2 separate regions of the Homo sapiens genome follow, and region 2 is linked to region 1. Evidence: read pairs that join two places in POLR2A ChIA-PET (ENCODE). Cell type or tissue: HepG2. All regions are shown on one strand. Links, peaks and the distances in the headings refer to the core of each region. The heading gives the core; the rest is flanking DNA. Region 1 overlaps MVK (mevalonate kinase). Region 2 has its middle 36 kb from the start of FAM222A.

Region 1 (5,368 bases), core at 319-5,318:
CTTGCCATCCAACCTGCCTTTCAGAGGGCTGCAGGCTGGGATGGAAGGTGGGGGATTTGGATGAGCTCTGGCCCGAGACAGCTGGAGACGGGCAGAGCCCTTGATACCTTTATTCGCTGTCTTCACAGTTCAAGATTGTAAAATCCAATAGGGCTGGAAAGGGCTGCCAGAAACCTGCTTTATCTCACTGCCCATAAGCCCATGAAATTAATATCGATTCTCAGCCTTGGAGGCTGGCTTTTTTTTTTTTTTAACTTTACAAAAGATGAACATTCTATTTGGCTTTTCTCTTCCCTTCTAAGACAAGCCATTCCTCAAAAGGGCAGCGTTCTGGGAGGCCGCATCTTGATCCACTTCACAAACAATGCATTTTTTCTTTACAGAGAGGCACCACGCATGGTTGGTGGGGGGAAGCTCCTTAAGCCATCCATGGGATTAACGTGGAGTCTGGCCCCCAGCTTCTCTGTGAAGCCGCCATCTGCTCCCGTGGCACCCCACAGCAGGCAGCAAAGGTTGGTTTGCTCCATGCTCCCATCTAGCCAGGCGGGAGGAGTTTGGGTGTTGCATCTTCATCTTTCTTAGACAAGTCCTCTGCAGACAGGCCTGTCACCAGCCCCACCAGATCCAGGGCTCATACCCATCCAGCGGCCACCACGCAGGGGGTAAGCCTGGTAAGCGCTCCTGTGATCCGGGCTTGGCCACTGCCCCAGCCTCTTCTTCTCTCCTCGCTCCCCAGGCTGCTCACTCCACTCAGCCACTCTGACCTCCCAGCTACTGTGTCACACGGCAGGCAGCGTGCTCGTCTCAGGACCTTTGCACCGCGCTTCCTCTGCCAGGGACCAGCCCCGCCCCATAGCGGCGTGACTTATTCAGGTTTCTGCTCAATGTTCCTTCACCAGCAGCCCCCGAACCCCCATCCAATCGGACCCCTCCTTCTCTTTGTAGCCTCTGACCCTGCCTTGTTTCCTAAAGGTGCTTAAGACTGCCTGATATGCTCTCACAGACAACTGATTTTTTCTCCTCTCCCAACAAAGTATGAGTTCCACGGAGGCGGGGCTTTGTTTTGTTCCCTGCGGAGGCCCCAGTACTCAGCACGCAGTAGGTGCTTAATGATACTTGTGGAAAGGATGAATGAACTCGGCCAGCAAACAGGTAAGCACTTCAGAGCCACCGCTTCTGATTGTATGTTCAAGATCCCCCTAAGTAAACAAGGAGCTGGAGGTCTGGGAGAAGTGACTCACCTGAGGGCACCAGCTGGCAAGTGGGAGAGCTGGACTCAAACCTAGGCCTGTGGACCCAGCGCCTCCGCCCAGCACACCAGCAACGCCTGGCCATTCCCCTGGCCGTTCCCCTGCCCGCCCCCCTTGGAAACCTCCTCATTCATCTCCTGATGCCCCCAGTAGACCGTACACTCGGTGCCCAGCCCACGTCTTCATCAGTTTTCTAGCTCCAGGGCCTAGTCCAGTGCTTAGGCCACAAGTGGCTCTCAGGAGACACTGAAGGAATGAAATGCCACCACTTCCATGAATGATTCCCCAGGCTCGCAGCCAGATCTAAGACGCCTGTCACTGTCACCCACAGCAGCTTCACAACCCTTCAGGTGTCTTCTCTCTGACGATTCCAGTGACCGCCTTCCCCATCAGACCGTGGGCTCCTGAAGACAGGCCGGGGCCCGGGCATTTGAGACTCCCCCACATGATCCAGCTCTGGTTCCACATGGATCCGGGGCGGTGGCAGACCAGCTTCACCTCGGCACCCGAGGCTCTCCTGACGACTGCTGGAGCAACCCGAGGAAGCTGTTCCACGCTCCTACTGGCTTCTGCGGAGTGCAAAGGTCGGCGGCAAGGGTGATTCTGCCTCCCAAGGGACACTAAGCAATGTCTGGAGATGTTTTTGATTGCCACGCTGAGGGTGCTACTGGCATCTAGTGGGTAGGGGCTGGGGATGGCTACAATGCACAGGGCAGCCCCACCACAAAGAATAACCCAGCCCCAAATCTCAATAGTGCCAATGCTGACAACTCTGACGTACAGCCTTGGAAAGGGAGGCATGACTGAGCTGGGACAGAAAGATCCCAGAGAACTAGCCGGGGGCCCAGGTGTGGCGCTGTGGCAGGCCAGGTTACTGAGCCACTAATGGAGTGGCCCAGCTGGTGGGGGCTGCAGGCCAGGACCTGCCACTCATCCATGAAGACCGCCCTGAGTAAAGAGGAGAGAGCCCCAGGACCCTTACTGATGCGAAAAGGCCCATGGAGGTGGCAAAGTGCCCTGGGACAAACACCACCCCACAACTTGATCAAGGGCTTAGGGAACAGTCAAAAAGGCACCTGGCTCCCCTCTGCCATGCGTTTCATTCCAGGCACCCAACAATTCTGCCGTGGGTGCAAACAGAACAGAGGATGCTGAAATCGCAAACAGAACAGAGAATGCTGAAATCGCACATGCACGTTTGTGATTCCAATGATTCCAGCGGGAGGGACACAGAAACATAAAACAGGCTGAGAGTCTCCAAATGTCACTTCTGCTCCAAGCCCCTCCCAAGCCTCCCTCCCGCTTCCATCCTGCCTCTGCCCTGTGTGCCTCCATCATGGTGACTCTCACATTGTCCTGTGGCGGCTTTTGTGTGTGTCTGGCCCCACCCCCACAAGCAGACTGAGAGTCCTTGGAAACTGTACCCAAGCTTCATCTCTCCATTCCTACGCCCCAGTGCAGCATCATCGGGAACACAGGAAGTAATGGATTCTTGTTTACTAAGCAAATACAGGAATGAATGAATGAGCAGCTGAGAGTCTACGGGCACAGCCATGCATGACTTTCCCTTTCTGATATCTCTGCAATTTAAGAGCTGAAGGGGAGAAGGAGAGAGCAGGTCTTCCCCACCACCCCTGCTTCCTTGCAGCTAGTGCACTGTGAGGGCCACATTGGGGGATGAAGAGCCAGGGACACCTGCCTCCTATGGTACTTCCCAAAGGTGCAGAGCTCTGCCCCCTGCACACATCAATGCAGCCATGGCTGAATGTGCTGCTCCACCCCCAGGTTACCTCTTTAAGGATGAAATCTTCCCTTGATGGTATCGGAGGGCTCCTCCTAAAGAGAAAAACCAGTGGGTCAGAGCTGTGGGAAAAGCTAACATATCTGTGCTACTTGGGAGAGAGGTTGAACTTTGGGTTGGGTTCATTTTGCCCCATTCAGGAAAGAGGCTAAGTAATGAGTCAGCCCAGCTTCAGTTACAAAAGGTGCAGGAGGGCAAAAGGTCCCCGAAGCCCCACCAGGAAGCTCTTGCCAGGCCTTGGATTCCTGGGTCCCCCTCCCTCCAGACTGTCCAGCTTCCCCCGACAAGCCACATGGTGAAGGTGGGGCCCAGGACACAGCATCTGGGCCCTGTAAGCAAGAGTTCTTGCCAGAGGGGAGGCCACCTGGATGGTGTGCAAACTCCACGGCAACGGCTCTGCATCCTGAACCTACAACTCTCTTGGGGAGCTCGTGGAAGCTGCAGCTTCCCAGGCCCCAGTTCCACCCCCGGAGATTCTGATTCAGGGGGTGTGAGACAGGGCCCCAAGATTTCTCCCCATTCCCCCCAAAATAGGAAAATGCTATTTTTTCCAGAATCCATTGATTCGATTCCTCCCAAACCAGCACAGACTCTTGGGCACCTACCATTGTAATAAGAATTTTTAAAATAACAACAATAAAATAAACCTGAGGCCACACCTACCCCAGGTGCTGACAGCATTGTCCACTCCGGAGGGGTTCCCGTGAATCATTCTCTCCCCTTGGAAGGCCCACTTGTTAATTAGCTCCAAATCCTCCTTGGTCCACCTGAAGACACAGATGTTCATCTTTACTGTGGCAGTGAGGAGTGGGGCTGGGGAGGGGTCACCTGGGGCTGTGCTGGGCAGGCCAAGGGGCATAGGAGCTTGGGCCCTTGAGCTCAGAAAGAACAAGTCCACTCTGAACCTCTCCAGCTACGGAGCGTGCCAAGTGTGCGCCCTTCCCTCTGAAGCCCACCTGGCGCAGTCAAAACAGCCTGGGCTTTGGACTCCCGTGGTCCTACTTTGCCTCTTTTTTTTTCTTTTTTTTTGAGACGGAGTCTCACTCTGTCACCCAGGCTGGAGTGCAGTGGTGCAATCTCAGCTCACTTTCTCCCGGGTTCAAGCAATTCTCCTGCCTCAGCCTCCCGAGCAGCTGGGACAACAGGTGCACACCAGCACGCCCAGCTAATTTTTGTATTTTTTAGTAGAGACGGGGTTTCACCATATTGGACAGGCTGGTCTCGAACGCCCGCTTTGGCCTCCCAAAGTGCTGGGATTACAGGCATGAGCCACCGCACCTGGCCCCTGCATTGCCTCTTACTAGCTGAGTGACTCTGGGCCTGTTATCTAACCTCTCTGAGCCTCATTATCCTTCCCTGGAGAATTGGAACCCCCACCCTCCTCAGAGGCTAGCTGCATGTGTGTCTAATGATGGCAAGGTGTCCACAAGCAGCAGGTGGCAACTGCCACTATAACAGACCTCTGCATAAGCGTCCACACCTGAACCAAGCCTGCCTTTAAGAAGAACGGGCAGAGGTGTGACTCTTTCCCAGGGCCCTGCAAGTAGATCCAAAGCACGATCATTATGAATTCAAATCCCAGGAGCCCCAGAGACCCCTGGAGGGGCCAGGCTCGTCCCAACCATGTCTGGATCTCTCCCAAGCACGTGGCCTCACTGCCTTCCATGGACCAGGTGTGGGCTCACAAACAGTTTAAATGAACAGACCCAAAACACATGAGTATGGAACAAGACAAAATGATCAACCCCACTTCCCCACTCTTTTCTCTCAGCTTTTGTTTCCTTTCTGCAGATTCCCTTCCTCATGAAACAGCAGAAGCTAAAGGTGGTTTTCTGACCTCTGAGAATGATGTGGCTCAGTGGCAGAGTTATGGAGTAAGCAGTCAGCCTAGTTTTGTTTTTTTGAGATGGAGTTTCGCTCTTGTCCCCCAGGCTGGAGTGCTGTGGCACGATCTCAGCTCACTGCAACCTCTGCCTCCTGGGTTCAAGCGATTCTCCTACCTCAGCCTCCCGAGTAGCTGGGATTACAGGCGCCTGCCACCACGCCTGGCTAATGTTTGTATTTTTAGTAGAGATGGGTTTTTGCTGTGTTGGCCAGGCTGATCTCGAACTCCTGACCTGAAGCGATCTGCCTACCTCAGCCTCCCAAAGTGCTGGGATTACAGGCGTGAGCCACCGTGCCCAGCCAGTGAGCCCTTTTTGGAGCCCATCCTATCACTGACTCACTGGGCATCTGTGAGCAACTGCTTCACCTTAAACCCTGTTTTCTCATCCATAAAACAGGGATAATAGTGTCTATCTCACTGAGGATATTGAGA
Region 2 (5,368 bases), core at 318-5,317, 90 kb before region 1:
ATTCCTTCCTGATGAAGCACCTGTATCCGTAAGCAAATGAGCTGGCAGGTGGTGGCCCGGATAAAATATGACCTGCTCAGCGGGGGATTTGCTTACCAGTCGGGAAGCAGCCTATCCTGCTGCCTGCAGCCTGGAGGCCTCCCAGATAAAGCATAAATCACTGGTGCCCACTGGGCAGGTGGGAGGGCAGGAAGCACCCGGAAGAATGAATGCTCTCCTGCTCAGTCTCCAGACGCAGCCCTATGGACACCTTTCTCAGTGGCTTGTGGGAAAACAACAGGACTGAGAATTAGGACACAAGGGGAATTCATCCTGGCTCCACCACAGACTTACTGTGGAGCTTTGAGGAAGTTCCTTTCCCCCTCTGGACCTTAGTATTCAACTCTCTCAAATAGGACTACTTGTTCCTTTTTCTTCATAGGTTTGTTACAAAGAATCATAGGATAAACTGTATGGAAACATTTAACAATTGTTATTATCTCAATTATTACCATATTGTTACTATGTTGCTCCCATGGAAGCCCCATTAAGTAGAGCTCAGGGGCTGGTGACTTTCCAGTGGGCTGGCAGCTTTAGACAATTACCCTCAAGGCTATAGATTCTATTGTCAGAAAACGGATCAAAGAATTTTCCAAAGAAGCCACATGATATATGGAAAAGCCCAGGTTCTGAAGGCATCAAACCTTGGTTTGAATCCTACACCTGCCACTTATTAGCTGAAGGGACTTGGACAAGCGACCTTTCCCCTCTGAGCCTCAGTAAAGCAAGGTGAATATAATTGTTTAGCTGTTGTTATGAGGTTTAAATAAGATTACATTCTAGAACACCTGGCACATAAGTAGCTGCCTGATAAAGGTTAGTTTGTCCCCCACAGAAAGTTTGCTGCTGAACTAGGTTTACAAATCAGATTTCCTAACTTTTTACTCAGCTTTTTGCTGAGACCTCAGAAAGCCTTGGAGAACCGCCAGGTCTCTGTTAGTTGAATCATTGCCCCCACCCCTAGTCCCCCACCAGGAGGCTTATGCAGCCTGGACCTGGAAGAAGACCCCTTGGGAAGTGCTCTATCCCGGGGGCTGCGGGGACTGCCTGATGAAGACAGAGCCATTTGCTAATACCATGTGGCTGCTGTGACAGTCTGTTAATGCCATTTACAACGTGCTGTAATTATGTCTCACACATGCTGGCGGCCCAGCCAGCAGGAACGTTCCCTGGGAGGGGCCTAGGAAAGATTCCTTTAGCAGGACTGGGGGCTGGTCTTCCTTAGAAGTCTGCGGACCTGGGGGGCTGGCAGCCACTGTGAAGGAGAAAAAATTCTTCCCCTTGATCTAGCAGAACCCATCGAGGAGAGTGTCATGCACATCAATGTCTTCATGAAGGCCCCTGGGGTTGTGCACTGCACAGCCTGCCCAGCCCTACTTGGCTGCTCTAGGCATCTGAGAAAGAGTTCATCCCTGCTTGGACCTGGGGTTTCCACCCTGAATTGCTGTGGAACTTTGCACAAGCCATGGCCCCTACCTGGGCCTCAGTATTCCCTTCTATAAAATAGGGATACGGGGAAAGATGAGAGAAATGTGCTAGAGCAGTTCTTACCATTTTCTGTAGCATCTTCCTAGAAAAATGCACATACATCCAATCAAAATGTAGCGTGATTCTCAGGGGGCTCATGGGCCACCAAAGTCCATCATGAAGCTCCAAGGACCCCAGGTCAAGAATCTTAGTCTAGATAATTTTATGGCATTATTACCAATATGTTTCAGCCTATTTCTTCATCTGGATTCTGAGGTTGCTGTTTGCCAGATGTTGCTGCCATGTTGTTTGGGACATAGGTATTCACGACAGTTATCTGTTCATCCTGGATTGGGCTCCTTATCATAAAGTTCCCAGGTTTGTCTCTAATGCTTTTTGCCCTGGATTTTATGGGCCAGCTAATTTCTGGCCCATTAAACTGGGCTGTCCCAAACTCTGGCATTCCAGGATCCTTGATAATTGGTGATAGTCAAGATTCTTGAGGTCTGGTCAAAACAGCCCAGCTTGGGAATCAGAGAGATCTAAGGAAGACTCTCTCTATACTTCCTTGTTGGCAAGCCACTCAGCTTCCCTGAGCCTCAACTTTCCCTTCTAGGAAATGTGTTGCCATTAGGGTTGGGTGCATGGATGTCCCTCAGGTGCCTAGCACAGAGTAAGCACTCAACACCTGCTAATTTTTCTGCCACCCTCACCACCCCCTTCACCCCCCTTCACACTGAGCTCACATTTTTCTTTCCCTTTCCTGGAAGGAGCTGAAAAGGAGTCTTGGGGAAAAGCTCTCAGGAATGGGGAAGCCTATTTCCAAGTCATTAGTCCCCCAGTGTCGGGCTGCAGGATGGATTTTGATCAAGAGCAGGGTGACATTTGGCAAAAGTTGCTGATGAGGGATTGAATGATTAATCGTCATGACAACCGGGCTGGAGTAATGACAGGGATGCAATGGCGCCCGAGTTAAATACAAAGCGGCCCTGCGAGCCGGGGCGGTAAATTACTAGGCATGTCACTGCTGTGCTTTTGGAGAAAGCGGCCGTGCGTTCCTAATGAGAGGTTAACTGTGTCCCCAAAGTAATTACAGCCGATTGAAGAGGTGGCTGGTAATTAGAGGATTAGCAGTGATGAGGCTCACCTGCATGGTTGCCATAGTGATGGAGAGTGGGTGGGGTGGGGATGCAAGGAGGGTCCAGACCTTTCCCCAAGGCAGGTGGCAGAGGCCTCTCTGATTGCATCAGCCTTGGTGTCTGCCACTGATGGGACAGGCCCTGGAGAACTAGTGGGCAAGCTCTAAGGCTCTGCCTCAATGGCTGGACCTCAGTCTCCCAATCTGTAAAAAAAGGGCTTGAACCCACTCAAGAACATGGAATAGCAAAGCTGGAAATCTGGAATGTGCCGGCAGAATCCAAATAGTCTTAATTTGCTATGCTCCCCCAAGCCTGACATTGCTGGGACCCAGGAAATCACACACAAATTCCACATCTTGGCTAAGTGACTCAGGTCAAGGATCTGGGTGTGAGTTCCATTTCTTCACCTCTAAAATGGGGATGATAATGGTTCCCACTTCAAAGTGTTGTTTGGAGAATAAAATGAAATCACAAGTGCAGAGCACCTAGGATAGCTCTTACCCCACTGCAAGAGCTCTGGAAATATTAGTGGCTACAATCACCTGTACAATGACCTCCCTTTCTCCTCCACGGACCTGCCGTAGCTGGGAGCAGGGAGGGGACTGGAACTCAGTCTTTTCTTGGGGAATGAGCTGAGCCCTCTACCATGCATGATAGATGACAGGGAACTCCAGGGGAAGGAAGTAGGCACCACTTTTTGCTCACTTGCTGTGTTTCCTCATTTGAGTCTCCTTGCCTCTCTGAGCCTTCTAGTCCTGCCTGAGAACTCTGTTGGGTGAAAGAAATGACATGCTGGATTTGTAGAGCACTTACAAGATGCCTGATCCTCACTAGGCACTTCATAGCTATGATTTAACTCGATCCTCCACATAACTCATACAACACTAAACACTATTTTGCCTCTTTTTTTTTTTTTTTTTTTTTTTTTTTTTTCAGAGACAGGGTCTCACTCTGTCTGCCAGGCTGGAGTGCAGCGGTGCAATCATAGCTCACTGTAACCTGGAACTCCTGGGCTCAAGCAATCCTACTGCCTCAGCCTCCAGAGTAGCTGGGACTATAGGTGTGCACCACCACACCGGCTACTTTTTAAATGTTTTTTGTAGAGATGAAGTCTCACTGTGTTGTCCAGGTTGGACTCAAACGCTTGGCCTAGAGCAATCCTACCTCCTCCCCAAATACAATGATTACATGCATGGGCCACTGTGCCTGGTCTATTTTGCCCATTTTTGAGAGGTGGCTCAGAGAGGTGAAGTGACTGGCCCAGAGGCACACAGCTGGAGCATGAGAGAGCCAAGATTTGAACCCAGGGTGGTCTAAATGCTTCACACTTTCTACCATACCAGGGGCCTCTTTTTGTTCTAGGAAGCCAGGTCCACCACGTCTATCTAAGGAGGTGGGCAACCCCTCCATGGGCAGAGTTTGAGAGAGGGGTCTCCCTGGGATTGGTCAGGGTTTTTATGACCTCATGCAGCCCGGGAGGTCTGTACTGACTGAGTAGGTGGCTGTTCTGGCCGCTGGTGGAGTCTCCTCAGTGTCTGGTGTGAGATGCTGGGGTTTCGGGGGATGACAGTGAAATCCCCCAAGGGGTCCCTGACTTGGTTGCTGGCGATGCCTGGAGTCCAGGCACAGCCCTCGGCAAAGCCACCAAAAGCAGTGGCTTAATTATTCCATCCATAAATGATAAGCCCTGTTCATTTCCAGTCTTCATGACAAATTTATGGCCTTATTTAATGTGCTCACTGCCCGACCTTCCCTGGCATCACAAGAAAACGGGGGCCCCTTTCTGGAGGGCGCAGTGGGTGGTTCTTGCTACTGCAGCCTCTAGGCCAGGCACCTCTTCCTACTCCCCCACCCCCCAAACCCAGGAGCAATCAAGGCCTCTGATCCCAGGTCGGCCCTGCCTGTTGCAGTTTGCAAACCCATTTTCTCTGCTTGACTTCACTGGGGAGACATTGGAGCATCAAAGTTAAAGGCAGAGACTCTGGAGTCAAGAGGACCCAGGTTCAAGTTCCAACTCTGTTATTTCTGACCTGTGTGTCCTTGAACGCGTTCCTTGCCTCAGGTTCCTACACATGAGGATGAGATGAAACAGGTGGGAAGTGCTTCTATGTAGTGAGTACTCAACACAGGGTAGTGCCTATTCCTGTTATGGGGTCTTCACGTACAATGTATTTGATTTGTGTCTGTGTGTGTGGTGGGGAGCACTGCTTAGGGCTTGGTGACCCTGAGATGGGTCACATCTTGAAGTAGGACACTCAGACTAAGCCAACACGCCCAGCTTCTTCTCTGCACAGAGAAGGCTGCAAAAATGCTGGCTGCAGGCCAGGTGCAGTGGCTTGTGCTTGTAATCCCAGCACTTTGGGAAGCTGAGGCAGGTGGATCACCTGAGGTCAGGAGATTAAGACCATCTTGGCCAACATGGTGAAACCCCATCTCTACTAAAAATACAAAAAAAAAAAAAAAAAAAAAAAAAAGCTGGGCGTGGTCGCATGCACCTGTAGTTCCAGCTACTCAGGAGGCTGAGGCAGGAGAATCGCTTGAACCCAGGAGGCAGAGGATGCAGTGAGCCGAGATCGCGCCACTGCACTCCAGCGTGGGTGACAGAGTGAGACTCTGTCTCAAAAAAAAAAAAGTGCTGCCTGCAGAAGCCCAGCCCGGGGTAACCAGTAGTCTAGGTTCCAATGTCCGTCCCACCTCCAGCTCTGGGCTGGCCTTGGTGACTC

What was found. ChIA-PET counts read pairs that join two places held together with the same protein. Peaks named below come from ENCODE experiments on the same cell type or tissue, not always from the same donor. Only the 100,000 strongest peaks of a DNase experiment are listed, where the experiment ranks them.
Region 2: POLR2A ChIA-PET joins it to region 1 with 5 read pairs; 4 of 35 experiments call an interaction of 5 or more read pairs at or near these places.

Annotation. Positions count from the first base shown.
Region 1 is chr12:109,584,472-109,589,839 of GRCh38, reverse strand. It overlaps MVK (mevalonate kinase), which reads right to left. Exons shown (of 11, transcript NM_000431.4): 6 at 3,715-3,818; 7 at 3,041-3,086. Among named protein-coding and RNA genes, the nearest start is that of MVK, 13 kb to the right of the region's middle. In HepG2, for the core only: no CTCF peak of the experiment used is centred there; DNase peaks (open chromatin) are centred at 819, 1,199, 2,689 and 3,189.
Region 2 is chr12:109,674,676-109,680,043 of GRCh38, reverse strand. No RefSeq gene overlaps it. Among named protein-coding and RNA genes, the nearest start is that of FAM222A, 36 kb to the left of the region's middle. In HepG2, for the core only: no CTCF peak of the experiment used is centred there; no DNase peak of the experiment used is centred there; H3K27me3 peaks cover 1,685 bases.